2 separate regions of the Homo sapiens genome follow, and region 2 is linked to region 1. Evidence: chromatin contacts called from ENCODE Hi-C or POLR2A ChIA-PET data. All regions are on one chromosome and are shown on one strand. Each heading gives the region's core, a stretch centred on a gene start or an enhancer-like site at or near the end of the contact. The rest is flanking DNA. Distances are from core to core; before and after follow the strand shown.

Region 1 (7,102 bases), core at 4,303-6,802:
CAGGACGATCACTTGAGGTCAGGAGTTTGAGACCAGCCTGGGGAATATAGTGAAACCCTGTCTCTAAAACAAAAACCCAAAAATAATCCAGACGTGGCAGTGCATGCCTGTAGTTCCAGCTACTTGGGAGGCTGAGGCGGGAGGATCGCTTGAGCCCAGGGAGGTGGAGGCTGCAATGAGCTGTGATCAGGCCACTGTACTCCAGCTTGGGCAACAGAGTGAGAACATGTCTTTTTTTTTTTTTTTTGAGACAGAGTCTTGCTCTGTCACCCAGGCTGGAGTGCAGTAGTGTGATCTCAGCTCACTGCAACCTCCACCTCCCGGGTTCAATTGATTCTCCTGCCTCAGCCTCCCAAGTAGCTGAGATTACAGGCGCACACCACCATGTCCGGCTAAAATTTGTATTTTTAGTAGAGATGGGTTTCACTTGTTGGCCAGGCTGGTCTCAAACTTCTGACCTCAGGTGATCTCCTGCCTCAGCCTCACAAAATGCTAGGATTATGGGTGTGAGCCATCATGCCTGGCCCAGATCCTGTCTTTAATAAAACAAACAGGTAGCTGGAGGCAGGGTTGCAGTGAGCTTTACCACTGCACTCTAGCCTGGGGGACTGTCTCAAAACAAACAAACAAAAAAAATTAAAAAATAATAAAAATAAGGCCAGTCGTGGTGGCTTATGCCTGTAATCCCAGCACTTTGGGAGGCAGAGGTGGGCGGATCACAAGGTCAGGAGTTCAGACCAGCCTGGCCAACGTGGTGAAACCCCATCCTACTAAAAATACAAAAATTAGCCGGGCGTGGTGGTGGGCACCTGTGGTCCCAGCTACTCGGGAGGCTGAGGCAGGAGAATCACTTGAACATGGGAGGCGGAGGTTGCAGTGAATCGAGATCGCCCCACTGCACTCCAGCCTGGCACACAAAGGAAGACTCCTTCTCAAAAAATAAATAAATAAAAAAAAATAAAAATAATAAAAAAGAGGACAGAGGGCCCCGAGGAGGTAGGAGGGATGCCCAGGGCCACCCCGCCGGCCCCACTAACCCCCCTGTGCTCCCCGGCCAGGACTCCTGCGGGCCAGCCTCTCCGAGGACCGCGCGGGGCTGGTGTCGGTGAACCTGCTGGTAACGTCGTCGGTGGCGGCCTTCGTGGTGGGAGCCGTGGTGTCCGGCTTCAGCGTGGGCTGGTTCGTGGGCCTCCGTGAGCGGCGGGAGCTGGCCCGGCGCAAGGACAAGGAGGCCATCCTGGCGCACGGGGCGGGCGAGGCGGTGCTGAGCGTCAGCCGCCTGGGCGAGCGCAGGGCGCAGGGTCCCGGGGGCCGGGGCGGAGGCGGTGGCGGTGGCGCCGGGGTTCCCCCGGAGGCCCTGCTGGCGCCCCTGATGCAGAACGGCTGGGCCAAGGCCACGCTGCTGCAGGGCGGGCCCCACGACCTGGACTCGGGGCTGCTGCCCACGCCCGAGCAGACGCCGCTGCCGCAGAAGCGCCTGCCCACTCCGCACCCGCACCCCCACGCCCTGGGCCCCCGCGCCTGGGACCACGGCCACCCCCTGCTCCCGGCCTCCGCTTCATCCTCCCTCCTGCTGCTGGCGCCCGCCCGGGCCCCCGAGCAGCCCCCCGCGCCTGGGGAGCCGACCCCCGACGGCCGCCTCTATGCTGCCCGGCCCGGCCGCGCCTCCCACGGCGACTTCCCGCTCACCCCCCACGCCAGCCCGGACCGCCGGCGGGTGGTGTCCGCGCCCACGGGCCCCTTGGACCCAGCCTCAGCCGCCGATGGCCTCCCGCGGCCCTGGAGCCCGCCCCCGACGGGCAGCCTGAGGAGGCCACTGGGCCCCCACGCCCCTCCGGCCGCCACCCTGCGCCGCACCCACACGTTCAACAGCGGCGAGGCCCGGCCTGGGGACCGCCACCGCGGCTGCCACGCCCGGCCGGGCACAGACTTGGCCCACCTCCTCCCCTATGGGGGGGCGGACAGGACTGCGCCCCCCGTGCCCTAGGCCGGGGGCCCCCCGATGCCTTGGCAGTGCCAGCCACGGGAACCAGGAGCGAGAGACGGTGCCAGAACGCCGGGGCCCGGGGCAACTCCGAGTGGGTGCTCAAGTCCCCCCCGCGACCCACCCGCGGAGTGGGGGGCCCCCTCCGCCACAAGGAAGCACAACCAGCTCGCCCTCCCCCTACCCGGGGCCGCAGGACGCTGAGACGGTTTGGGGGTGGGTGGGCGGGAGGACTTTGCTATGGATTTGAGGTTGACCTTATGCGCGTAGGTTTTGGTTTTTTTTGCAGTTTTGGTTTCTTTTGCGGTTTTCTAACCAATTGCACAACTCCGTTCTCGGGGTGGCGGCAGGCAGGGGAGGCTTGGACGCCGGTGGGGAATGGGGGGCCACAGCTGCAGACCTAAGCCCTCCCCCACCCCTGGAAAGGTCCCTCCCCAACCCAGGCCCCTGGCGTGTGTGGGTGTGCGTGCGTGTGCGTGCCGTGTTCGTGTGCAAGGGGCCGGGGAGGTGGGCGTGTGTGTGCGTGCCAGCGAAGGCTGCTGTGGGCGTGTGTGTCAAGTGGGCCACGCGTGCAGGGTGTGTGTCCACGAGCGACGATCGTGGTGGCCCCAGCGGCCTGGGCGTTGGCTGAGCCGACGCTGGGGCTTCCAGAAGGCCCGGGGGTCTCCGAGGTGCCGGTTAGGAGTTTGAACCCCCCCCACTCTGCAGAGGGAAGCGGGGACAATGCCGGGGTTTCAGGCAGGAGACACGAGGAGGGCCTGCCCGGAAGTCACATCGGCAGCAGCTGTCTAAAGGGCTTGGGGGCCTGGGGGGCGGCGAAGGTGGGTGGGGCCCCTCTGTAAATACGGCCCCAGGGTGGTGAGAGAGTCCCATGCCACCCGTCCCCTTGTGACCTCCCCCCTCTGACCTCCAGCTGACCATGCATGCCACGTGGCTGGCTGGGTCCTCTGCCCTCTCTGGAGTTTGCCTCCCCCAGCCCCCTCCCCATCAATAAAACTCTGTTTACAACCACCGGCCCCCATGACTCTGGCTCTGCTCTGCCTCCTGGGGGTGGCACGGGTGGGGGCACCCTCAAAAGTCAAGGCCAGGCCGGGCGCGGTGGCTCACGCCTGTAATCCCGGCACTTTGGGAGGCCGAGGTGTGCAGATCACTTGAGGTCAAGAGTTCGAGACTAGCCTGGCCAACATGGCAAAACCCCGTCTCTACTAAAAATACAAAAAATCAGCCAGGCTTGGTGGCGGGTTCCTGTAATTCCAGCTACTCGGCCGACTGAGGCAGAAGAATAGCTTGAATCTGAGAGTCAGAGGTTGCAGTGAGCTGAGATCACACCACTGCACTACAGCCTGGGTGACAGAGCGAGACGCTGTCTCAAAAAAAAAAAAAAAAAAAAGGCTGGGTCAAAACAAATCTGGGGAGCTGAGTGTGGAAACATGGAGACTTCGGGGTCCCCATCTTCATCTGCATAGGAGCCAGTTTCTTTTTCTTTTTCTTTTTCTTTTTTTGAGACAGAGTCTCACTTTGTCACCCAGGCTGGAGTATAGTGGCGCGATCTCGGCTCACTGCAACCTATGCCTCCTGGGTGCAAGCAATTCTCCTGTCTCAGCCTCTCCAGTAGCTGGGACTACAGGCACCCGCCACCACGCCCCGCTAATTTTTGTATTTTTAGTACAGACGGGGTTTCATCATATTGGTCAGGCTGGTCTCGAACTCCTGAACTCAGGTGATCCGCTTGCCTCGGCCTCCCAAAATGCTGGGATTACAGGCGTGAGCCACTGCGCCTGGCCAGCCTTATGAATTTTGTTTTAAGTGGGACAAGAAGCCATCAGAGAGTTTTAAGCAGGGATGTGATCTCATTTCATTTTAATGGATCGTTTTGTTACTGTGTCACTACATTTCACAAGCCTTCCTTCCTCTCAGTCCATGTTGATTAAGACCAACTAACGGCTGGGCTCCGGAGACTGGGCAGGGCACAAGACTGACGGAGTGCAGTGGCTCACGTCTATAACCCCAGCACTTTGAGAGACTGAGAAGATTCCTTGAGCCCAGGAGTTTGAGACCAGCCTAGGTAACATACAAAAGAATTTTTTAAATTAGCCAGGCATGGTAGCATGTGCCTGTATTCCCAGCTACTCGGGAGGCTGAGGCAGGAGAATCGTTTGAACCCAGGAGGTGGAGCTTGCAGTGAGCCGAAATTGCATCACTGCACTCCAGCATGGGTGGCAGAGGGAGACTCCATCTCAAAAAAAATTAGCCAGGCATGGTGGCACGTGCCCGTAGTCCCAGCTACTTGGGAGGCCTTGGACCCATGGTCAAAGCTACAGTTAGCTATGATTGCACCACACTGCTCCAAGCTGGGTAACAGAGCAAAATGCTGTCTCAAAAAAAAAAAAAAATGACGGGGCATGGTGGCTCACACCTGTAATTTTAGCAGTTTAGGAGGCCGAGGCCAGTGGATCACATGAGCTCAGGAGTTCAAGACCAGCCTGGGCCACATGGCAAAATCCTGTCTCTATTAAAAATATAAAAATTAACCAGGCACGCTGGTGCATGCCTGTAGTCCCAGCTACTCGGGAGGCTGAGGTGGGAGAATGGCGTGAACCCGGGAGGCGGAGCTTGCAGTGAGTGGAGATCACGCCACTGCACTCCAGCCTAGGCAACAGTGCAAGACTCTGTCTCAAAAAAAAAAAGAAAAAAAAAATAGTCATAGCTGCAGATAAAGGTGACACCATCATACCTAAATATTTAGAACTCAACAAGAATGCAAGCACTCTGCAGCCAAGTCCATGAGATGCAGCCAAAGCTGTTCTCAAAGGGAAATTTGTAGCCTCCAAACGCATTTAATAGGAAATGAGGAAGAATGGAAACAATAGCATGGATGTCAGATTCAGATGAAGAGAAAAAAGGGCAGAAGGAGCCCTTGGAGATTTGAGTTCAGCTTCATAGATGGGGAAACTGAGGCCAAGAAAAGTTAAGTCACTTGCCAAAGGTCACAAAGCAAAGGTGTTCATGACAGAGCTGGAATTCAGAACCAGGTTTGGTTCCTCCCAAGCCACTGTCTAAGGACCGTAGAGACGTTTGGCATTACTCACTATTGGACTGTATTTTTAAAATGACTTCTTTTAAAAAAAGCAATATCAACATACCATGAAATCAAGACGAGTTTTTTTGTTCTTTTCAGTGAGCTTCTGGGTTGCTCAAGTTTATGGTAAATCCCTCCTCTTGCTCAGAGAGCTGTCCCTGTCTCCAGGAATAGTGCCTTGCAAACCTTGACCCTTGAACTCCGGGTTGGGGGAAGTGAGGATGCAACTAGAGAGACTCTTGGATGCCCCCCAAAAATCAGGAAGCAAGGAAAGAAAAACCTGTGTTCTAGAAGCAGGGTCAAAAAGGGGTTGAACAGGAAACAATTTCCAGGAAGCAATTTTGTAATCCTGACCCCTCCCCTTCCCCTGCCTGGCTTAGGCTCAGCCCCTATCAGGAACTGGACGGGGGTGGGGACTTCCCCAGGGTTGGTTCCCCTGCCCCCAGTCCAGGCAGGTATAAGGCCACCTCCGCAGGCCAGGACAACCCAGAAGCAAAAGAGCAGAGCTACCATGTCCTCTTGGAGCAGACAGCGACCAAAAAGGTAGGTCCCCACACTACCTGTCCTAGGCAGGTTTGAACGCCAGACCATGCGGAGATACAGGACATTCCAGCTAACCCATAGAAGTCACAGGGAGCAGATACAGGCCTGGTGGCTGGCACAGATCAACCTTATCTGTGACAGAAAGACTGGCGCGTGCACACACACACACACCCCTACAGAAGCCCAGGTGGGCATGGGCAGCAGGGAGCCGGGGGAGGCTTCTTGTTAGAGGCCTGGGGCCACAGTGACCAAGGCTGTCGAGATCATGTCTGATGGCTGCCGGGCCAGGGAAGCCCTGGAGGAGGAGGGGAAGCCCCAGGCTTCCAAGGGTTGTGGTGCTAAGTGTAAACCACCGCTTCCCAAGGCCAAATGCCCACCCTCAGACCTGGCCAAAGCAGGACACACTTTTCATGTTCAGAGGCTGCAGTGAGCTGTGATCATGCCAGTTCCCTCCAGCCTGGGCAACTGAGCAAGACTCTGTCTCAAAAACATGAACCTGAACGTCTGTCTTCCTCCAAGCACCCAATTGGTCAAGAGTGGACAAAAAGACCAGGATCCCAGAGCAGAGAAGTCTTCATGGAAAAGAGGGCATTGGAGCTGGGGCTTTGAAGGATGAATAGGAGTTCACATCAAAACACAGAGCCAGGGAGACAAGGACTGACCCAGAAAATAAGCCAGATCAGAAGAAACTAGCAAGTTGGACTGTGAATAATTAACAGCTCATGGGGGCTAGGCTGGTGATGGGGAAGTGTATTCATATTATGCGGGAGTTACACTCAGAAACTCAACTTTCCTAGAATTATAATTCTCCCTGGAACAGGGGCCACTTCTGGCAGCTGTCGGGGGTGAGGGTAGAAGCTGGAAGAGGAGGAGGAAGCAACTGCCCTAGTACAGGTGAGAGATGAGGTAGCATAGTCCAGGCTGGTAGCCGCAGAGATGGGAAGAAGTGGGCGGATTTGCTGGTGTATTTTCACCTAGCTGAGTGTATTTTCACTGTGGTTTAGTAAGCATCTTCTGTTACTGCCTGCAGCCCAGGGGGCATTCAACCCCATGTTTCTAGAACTCTGTTCCTGCTGCTGCTGTTGGCAGCCTCAGCCTGGGGGGTCACCCTGAGCCCCAAAGACTGCCAGGTGTTCCGCTCAGACCATGGCAGCTCCATCTCCTGTCAACCACCTGCCGAAATCCCCGGCTACCTGCCAGCCGACACCGTGCACCTGGCCGTGGAATTCTTCAACCTGACCCACCTGCCAGCCAACCTCCTCCAGGGCGCCTCTAAGCTCCAAGAATTGCACCTCTCCAGCAATGGGCTGGAAAGCCTCTCGCCCGAATTCCTGCGGCCAGTGCCGCAGCTGAGGGTGCTGGATCTAACCCGAAACGCCCTGACCGGGCTGCCCCCGGGCCTCTTCCAGGCCTCAGCCACCCTGGACACCCTGGTATTGAAAGAAAACCAGCTGGAGGTCCTGGAGGTCTCGTGGCTACACGGCCTGAAAGCTCTG
Region 2 (6,362 bases), core at 1,469-3,968, 270 kb after region 1:
CTCACCAAGGCTGGAGTGCAGTGGTACAGTTACACCTCACTGCAGCCTCAATCTCCCGGGCTCAAGTGATCCTCCCACCTCAGCCTCCCAAGTAGCTGGGATTCCAGGCCTGAGCCACCACACCCGGCTGGAATTCCATTATTTATGCCAGAGTTCAGCCTTCACCTACTGGGGACATTGGGTTCGTTCCCCATAATGTTGCTGCTAAACACAGTGTCACGACAAACCTCCTCGTGGGTGTTTCCTTATGAATGTGGGCAAATACCTCTTAGAACAGACAGCCAGAAATGGAACTGCCTACTCAAAGAAGGTTCATATTGTTCACTTTAAAAGATTCCAGGCTGGTGCAGTGTCTCACGCCTGTAATCCCTGCACTTTGGGAGGCTGAGGCAGTCAGATCACCTGAGGTCAGGAGTTCAAGACCAGCCTGGCCAAGATGGTGAGACCCGTCTCTACTAAAAACACAAAAATTAGCTGGGCGTGGTGGCAGGCACCTGTAATCCCAGCTGCTGGGGAGGCTGAGGCAGAGAATTGCTTGAACCTGGGAGGTGGAGGTTGCAGTGAGCCAAGATCACACCACTGCACTCTAGCCTGGGCAACAGAGGGAGACTCTGTCTCAAACAAACAAACAAAAAGATTGTACAGGCAGGGCACAATGGCTCAGGCCTGTAATCTTAGCACTTTGGGAGGCTGAGGCAGGCAGATCACCTGAGGTCAGGAGTTCAAGACCAGCCTGGCCAACATGGTGAAACCCTGTCTCTACTAAAAATACAAAAATTAAGCCAGGCGTGGTGGCGGGCGCCTGTAATCCCAGCTACTCTGGAGGCTGAGGCAGGAGAATCGCTTGAACCCGGGAGGCGGAGGTTGCAGTGAGCCAAGATCGCGCCATCGCACTCCAGCCTGGGGGACAAGAGCGAGACGTCGTCTCCAAAAAAAAAAAAAAAAAAAAAAGGTAAAGAAAGAAAAAAAAAAAGAAGAGAAAACAAAAAGAGCCCAGATGCACACTCAGGCGACAACTAAATATAAATATCTGGGCTCATGCCTGTTACAGTGGCTTATGCCTGTGACCCCAGCACTTTGTGAGGCTGAGGCAGGAGGATCACTTGAGCCCATGAGTTCAAGATCAGCCTGGGCAACATGATGAAACCCAGTCTCTACTAAATATACAAAAAGTTAGCCAGGAATGGTGGCATCCACCTGAGGTCTCAGCGACTCGCGAGGCTGAGGTGGGAGGATCACCTGAGCTCGGAAGTTCAAGGCTGCAGTGAGTCAAGAATACGCTACCGCACTCCAGCCTGGGCAACAGAGTGAGATCCTGTCTCAAGACACAAACAAACCTCTGTGGAATGACCCTCGAATTGTGCTAACAGAGGAGGTCCTGGGACCTCCTCATCAGACTCTGGGAGAGAGAAGGGGCCCAGGCGGTTGGCAGGTTTCCTTTTATTGGTTCTAGACAGTTTGTGGAAGGAAGAGATGAGGCCATCTAGAGGCCGGCAGGCTCGCCCAGTGCCCCAAACACTGCCACCCTGAAGTAGTGTTGGAAGCTGCTCCAGGGATGTTGCAGCCCTAAGCACAGTGACAGGTGGGGGCAGGAGCAGCAGGGGTCCCCGAGGTGTTGAGAGGCTGGTGAGGGCACAGAGAAGGGACCTCCTGGGGCTGAGGCCCCTGGTGGCCCTATGTGTTGGAGCACGCTGGCGCTTGTCTGTCCGGCCTCCAGTCACGCCAAGGCCTCCTGCCCTGACCACCAGCAATGCTGGCCTCAATGTGGCTGAAGCTGGACGTGTGACTTTGACCCCGTGAGGGGGTCCTGGGAGGGCTCAGTTGCTGCCGTTGCTGTCGTCACTGTCCAGGTATGCACCCAGTTGGCTCAGGGAGGACGCGCCAGGCGTCAGGGGTGTAGGGTTGGCCTCCTTCCTGTTCTGCGGGGCTCCTGGTGGGAGAGCGAGAGTTAGCTCATCTCAGCTCCACAGCAGACAGGCCAGGGACAAGGCACGGGGCCGGCCACCTCTGCAGGTTTGCAAGGTCCAGAGGTGACAGCATGTGAATGGCCTGGCCTTTCTGGATGGCACCTGATGGGACCCATTGCAGATTTACATCTGCACACCCGGGACTCAACAGCTCCGCTTCTGAACAATGGCCAATGCAAACCTTGCCCAGGCAGGCAACGTGCGCTGCCAAGAATGGAAATGGCGCAAAGTTCACAGTCCAGTCACTGTGGACTTAATCGCCTTAGGAAACATCATACTAAGGCAACTAAAAGACAAAAACAGGCCGGGCGCGGTGGCTCATGCCTGTAATCCCAGCATTTTGGGAGGCCGAGGTGAGTGGATCACCTGAGGTCGGGAGTTCCAGACCAGCCTGACCAACATGGAGAAATCCCACCTCTACTAATAATACAAAAATTTAGCCGGGCGTGGTGCTGTAGTCCCAGCTACTTGGGAGGCTGAGGCAGAGAACTGCTCAAACCAGGGAGGCGGAGGTTGCGGTGAGCCGAGATGGCACCACTGCACTCCAGCCTGGGCAACAGAGCAAGACTCTGTCTCAAAAAAAAAAAAAGAAAAAAGAAAAAAGAAAAAAAGAAGCCGCCTGCCTTCTCTGCTCACTCCACTAATTGGTCCTGTGGGGGTCGCAGGCCGCCCCCACCCACCCCATGAAGTCTCTGTAACTGCAAAGGGAGCTGCTGCCACCTACAGGCCACTATAGAAACCGCGCCCGGCTCTGGGAACTCTGTGACCTTACCTGGGGTGGGGGCCGCCTGAGGCTGCCCGTTGCTGCAGTCCGGGTCGGCCTTTGCCTTCTTCACCACGACCAGCCTCGACAGCGGGGGCCGGCTGCCCAGGCTGCCAACGCTCTGCTCCCAGACCTCCACCTTCCTCTTGGGCTTTGGGGCCTGCAGGTGATGGGGACACATGTGGGGGTCTGGCCCGGATCCAGGGCCCAGTCTGGCCCCTCGCCACAACCCCTGCTCACTGCCCCATGCCCACTCTTCCACTGCTGCACTGACCACATTCCTCCTCTGCTCTAAACTCCTCTATGGCTCCCCACTGCCCTAGGCTTGGCACTCAAGGCCTCTGCCCATTCTCCATCCCACATAGCCTGGTCTGGCACTTCCTGAGTCACACCATGGCTTCTCATCTCCACGCCTTTACCCATGCTATTCCCTTCACCAGGGATGCCCCCTTTTCCATGCACTCGCTTGGTGAACTCCTACTCACCCTTCAATACCCAACACAAGACACCCCTCCTCTGAGAAGCCCATCATGGTTCAAGCTCACATGCAGGCTGCATGTCCACGCTCACAGTGCCCTCTGCTGGCTGTTATAACTCTCTCCCCAACTCTGCCGTGAGCTCCTGTCTTCCCCACTGCTGGCTCTGCGGTGCCACAAACAGTTCCTGGCACAAGGAGGTGCTCAATGTACTTGAGAGAACGAGTGAAAATGGAGGAAGCCGCCTTGAGAAAGAGTTAGGGGCAGGTAGAAAAGGCCTCCAGCTCCTTAACTGCAACAGAAGGGACCCTTTAATCTATATTATTAAAAAAATTTTTTTGGGGGGAAGGTCTCACTCTATTGCCCAGGCTGGAGTGCAGTGGTGCAATCATAGCTCACTGCAGCCTCGAACTCCTGGGCTCAAGCGATTCTCCTGCCTCAGCCTCCTGCAGGTGCACGCCACCATGGCAGGCTAACATTTTTAATTTTTGTAGAGACGGGATCTCGCTATGTTGCCCAGGCTGGTCTCAAACTCCTGGCTCAAGCGATCCTCCCGTCTCAGCGTCCCAAAGAGCTGGGATGACAGGCGTGAGCCACTGCATCTAGCCTCTTCAATCTGTTTTATGTTTAAATAGAGGAAGTGGTAACCACTGGGTTAAGGAAGTCCCAATGGGTGCTCTGCCCTCACGGAGCTCACCGTGTGGGGAGGGAGAGGGACAAGGAGACCAATACCCAGGATAACATCCATCTGGGTGAGAGAGAAGCCAGGGTGCGTGAGCTTGAATTGTGAGGATGAGCTTCTCAGAGGAAGGGCGTCTTGCATTGGGTATTGAAGGGCGAGTAGGAGTTCACCAAGCGAGTGCTTGGCAAAGGGGGCATCCCAGGTAAGGGGAATGGCATGGGTAAAGGCGTGATGAGAAGCCACAGTGTGATTCAGGAAGTGCCAGGGCAGGCTAGGTGGGATGGAGAATGGGCAGAGACCTTGAGTGCCAAGCTGACGGTGTGAGGGGCGGCCACTGCTAAGGTGGTGGAGAGGCCTCCTTAAAGTTGTGGCTCTGGGCCGGGCGCAGTGGCTCATGCTTCTAATCCCGGCACTTTGGGAGGCCAAGGCAGGTGGATCACGAGGTCAGATAGAGACCATCCTGGCTAACACGGTGAAAGCCCGTCTCTACTATAAATACAAGAAATTAGCCAGGCTTGGTGGCACACGCCTGTAATCCCAGCTACTCGGGAGACTGAGGCAGGAGAATCGCTTGAACCTGGGAGGCAGAGGTTGCAGTGAGCCGAGATCGTGCCACTGCACTCCAGCCTGGGTGACAGGGCGAGACGCCGTCTCGAAAAAAAAAAAAAAAAATGTCGTAGCTCTGGGCTGATGTCAAAATGAGGAAAAGAAGTCAAAAGGCACAGATGGCCAGGCACAGAGGCACACACCTGTAATCCCAACACTTTGGGAGGCCGAGGCGGGTGGACCACTTGAGGTCAAGAGTTCGAGACCAGCCTGGTCAACATGGTGAAACCCCGTCTCTTTATTAATAAAAAGAAAATACAAAACCTAGCCAGGTGTGGTAGCACACGCCTGTAATCCCAGCTACTCAGGAGGCTAAGGCAGGACAATTGCTACAGGCTGGGAGCCGGAGGTTGCAGTGAGCCGAGACCGTGCCACTGCACTCCAGCCTGGGCGAAAGAACAAGACCGTCTCAAAAAAAAAAAAGTTACCTAGGTTAGTTCCCAAACCTGTTTCTACAGGTGGTACTCATCATCATTAAACTAAACTAAGGATTGGGAGGCCAAGGCGGGAGGACTGCTTGAGGATAGGAGTTTGAGACCAGCCTAGACAACATACAGACTCGCCTCTAAAAAAAAAAAAAGAAAAGAAAATTAAAAATTAGCTGGCTGTGGTGGCACACACTACACACTTGTGGGTCCCAGCTACTTGAGAGGCTGAGGTGGGAGGATCATTTGAGCCCAGGAGTTGGAGGCTGCAGCGAGCTGTGATCGCGTCACTGCACTCCAGCCTGGGTGACAGAGCAAGACCTCATCTCTAAAATAAAAATAAAATAAACCAAGAAAACGCAAGTGTGGAGATATTCCTTCCTATAAAAGTTAGGGTGAAGGTTTGAAAAGTCTTGATGAAGGTGAATCACGTTAAAACCAAATAAAACACCTGCTATCAAATCAGGTAGAGGCACAAGACTGAGGGAGTAAATCAAAAAAGGTTGGACTGCTTTCAAAGTACCTTTACTCTGTTGATTCATTCAAAAAAAAAAGAAAAGAAGAGAGGAAGTTGTAGACAATGAATTCTGGGAGTGGTTTATGTGAGAACCACAGTGTGAGAACTCTAATCAGAGGACACAGCTTCAAAGAAAATGTCTTTTAGAAAAATGTCTTGGGGCCAGACATGGTGGCTGATGTCTGTAATCCCTGTGCCTTGGCGGGAGAACTGCTTGAGGCCAGGTGCGTGAGACCAGCCTGGGCAACACAGCAAGACCGCATCTCTGCAAAAAGAATTTGAAAAATTAGGGGCCAGGCACAGTGGCTCACGCCTGTAATCCCAGCACTTTGGGCGGCCGAGTCAGGTGAATCACCTGAGGTCAGGAGTTCTAGATCAGCCTGGCCAACATGGTGAAACGCCATCTCTACTAAAAATACAAAAATTAGCCGGGCATGGTGGCAGGCGCCTGTAATCCCAGCTACTTGGGAGGCTGAGGCAGTAGAATCGCTTGAACCCGGGGGGCGAAGGTTGCAGTGAGCCAAGATCACACCACTGCACTCCAGCCTGGGCAACAAGAGTGAAACTGTCTAAAAAAAAAAAAAGAAAGAAAGAAAAGAAAAATTAGCCAGGCGTGGTGGTGCGTGCCTGTGGTCCCAGCTGCTCAGGAGACTGAGGTGGGAGGATTGCTTGAGCCTAGGAGGTTCAGGCTGCAGTGAGCTGGGACTGCATTACTGCACTCCAGCCTGGGCAACAGAGTAAGACCCTGTGTCAAACAAACAAACAAAAAAGGAAGAAAGAACAATCGTTTCTTTTTTTTTTTTTTTTTTTTTTTTTGAGACAGAGTCTCGCTCTGTCGCCCAGGCTGGAGTGCAGTGGCACAATCTCGGCTCACTGCAAGCTCCACCTCCTGGGTTCACGCCATTCTCCTGTCTCAGCCTCCTGAG

Evidence for each region. A loop is a pair of places that touch in the nucleus more often than their neighbours do. ChIA-PET counts read pairs that join two places held with the same protein, here RNA polymerase II (POLR2A). Pooled maps may share reads with other maps.
Region 2: a map of Right ventricle myocardium inferior shows a loop between it and region 1 (3-fold over the local background). The contact joins the enhancer-like site here to the promoter of LRG1 in region 1. A Hi-C loop is called at or near these places in 2 of 168 maps with a recorded cell type or tissue (Right ventricle myocardium inferior and ovary) and 9 of 50 pooled maps. POLR2A ChIA-PET finds 5 or more read pairs at or near these places in 5 of 52 experiments (A673, H1, K562 and 2 more).

Annotation. Positions count from the first base shown.
Region 1 is chr19:4,538,486-4,545,587 of GRCh38, reverse strand. LRG1 (leucine rich alpha-2-glycoprotein 1) reads left to right here and starts at 5,552. Exons shown (of 2, transcript NM_052972.3): 1 at 5,552-5,606; 2 at 6,637-7,102. The coding sequence starts at 5,575. SEMA6B (semaphorin 6B) reads left to right here. Exons shown (of 17, transcript NM_032108.4): 17 at 1,059-2,995. The coding sequence ends at 1,987.
Region 2 is chr19:4,264,152-4,270,513 of GRCh38, reverse strand. It overlaps YJU2 (YJU2 splicing factor homolog), which reads right to left. Exons shown (of 8, transcript NM_018074.6): 7 at 2,740-2,890; 8 at 1,426-1,930. The coding sequence ends at 1,818. Among named protein-coding and RNA genes, the nearest start is that of SHD, 12 kb to the left of the region's middle. Within about 2 kb of position 2,718, at least 4 of the 41 ENCODE cell types and tissues checked have a DNase peak (open chromatin) inside an H3K27ac peak, as active enhancers do.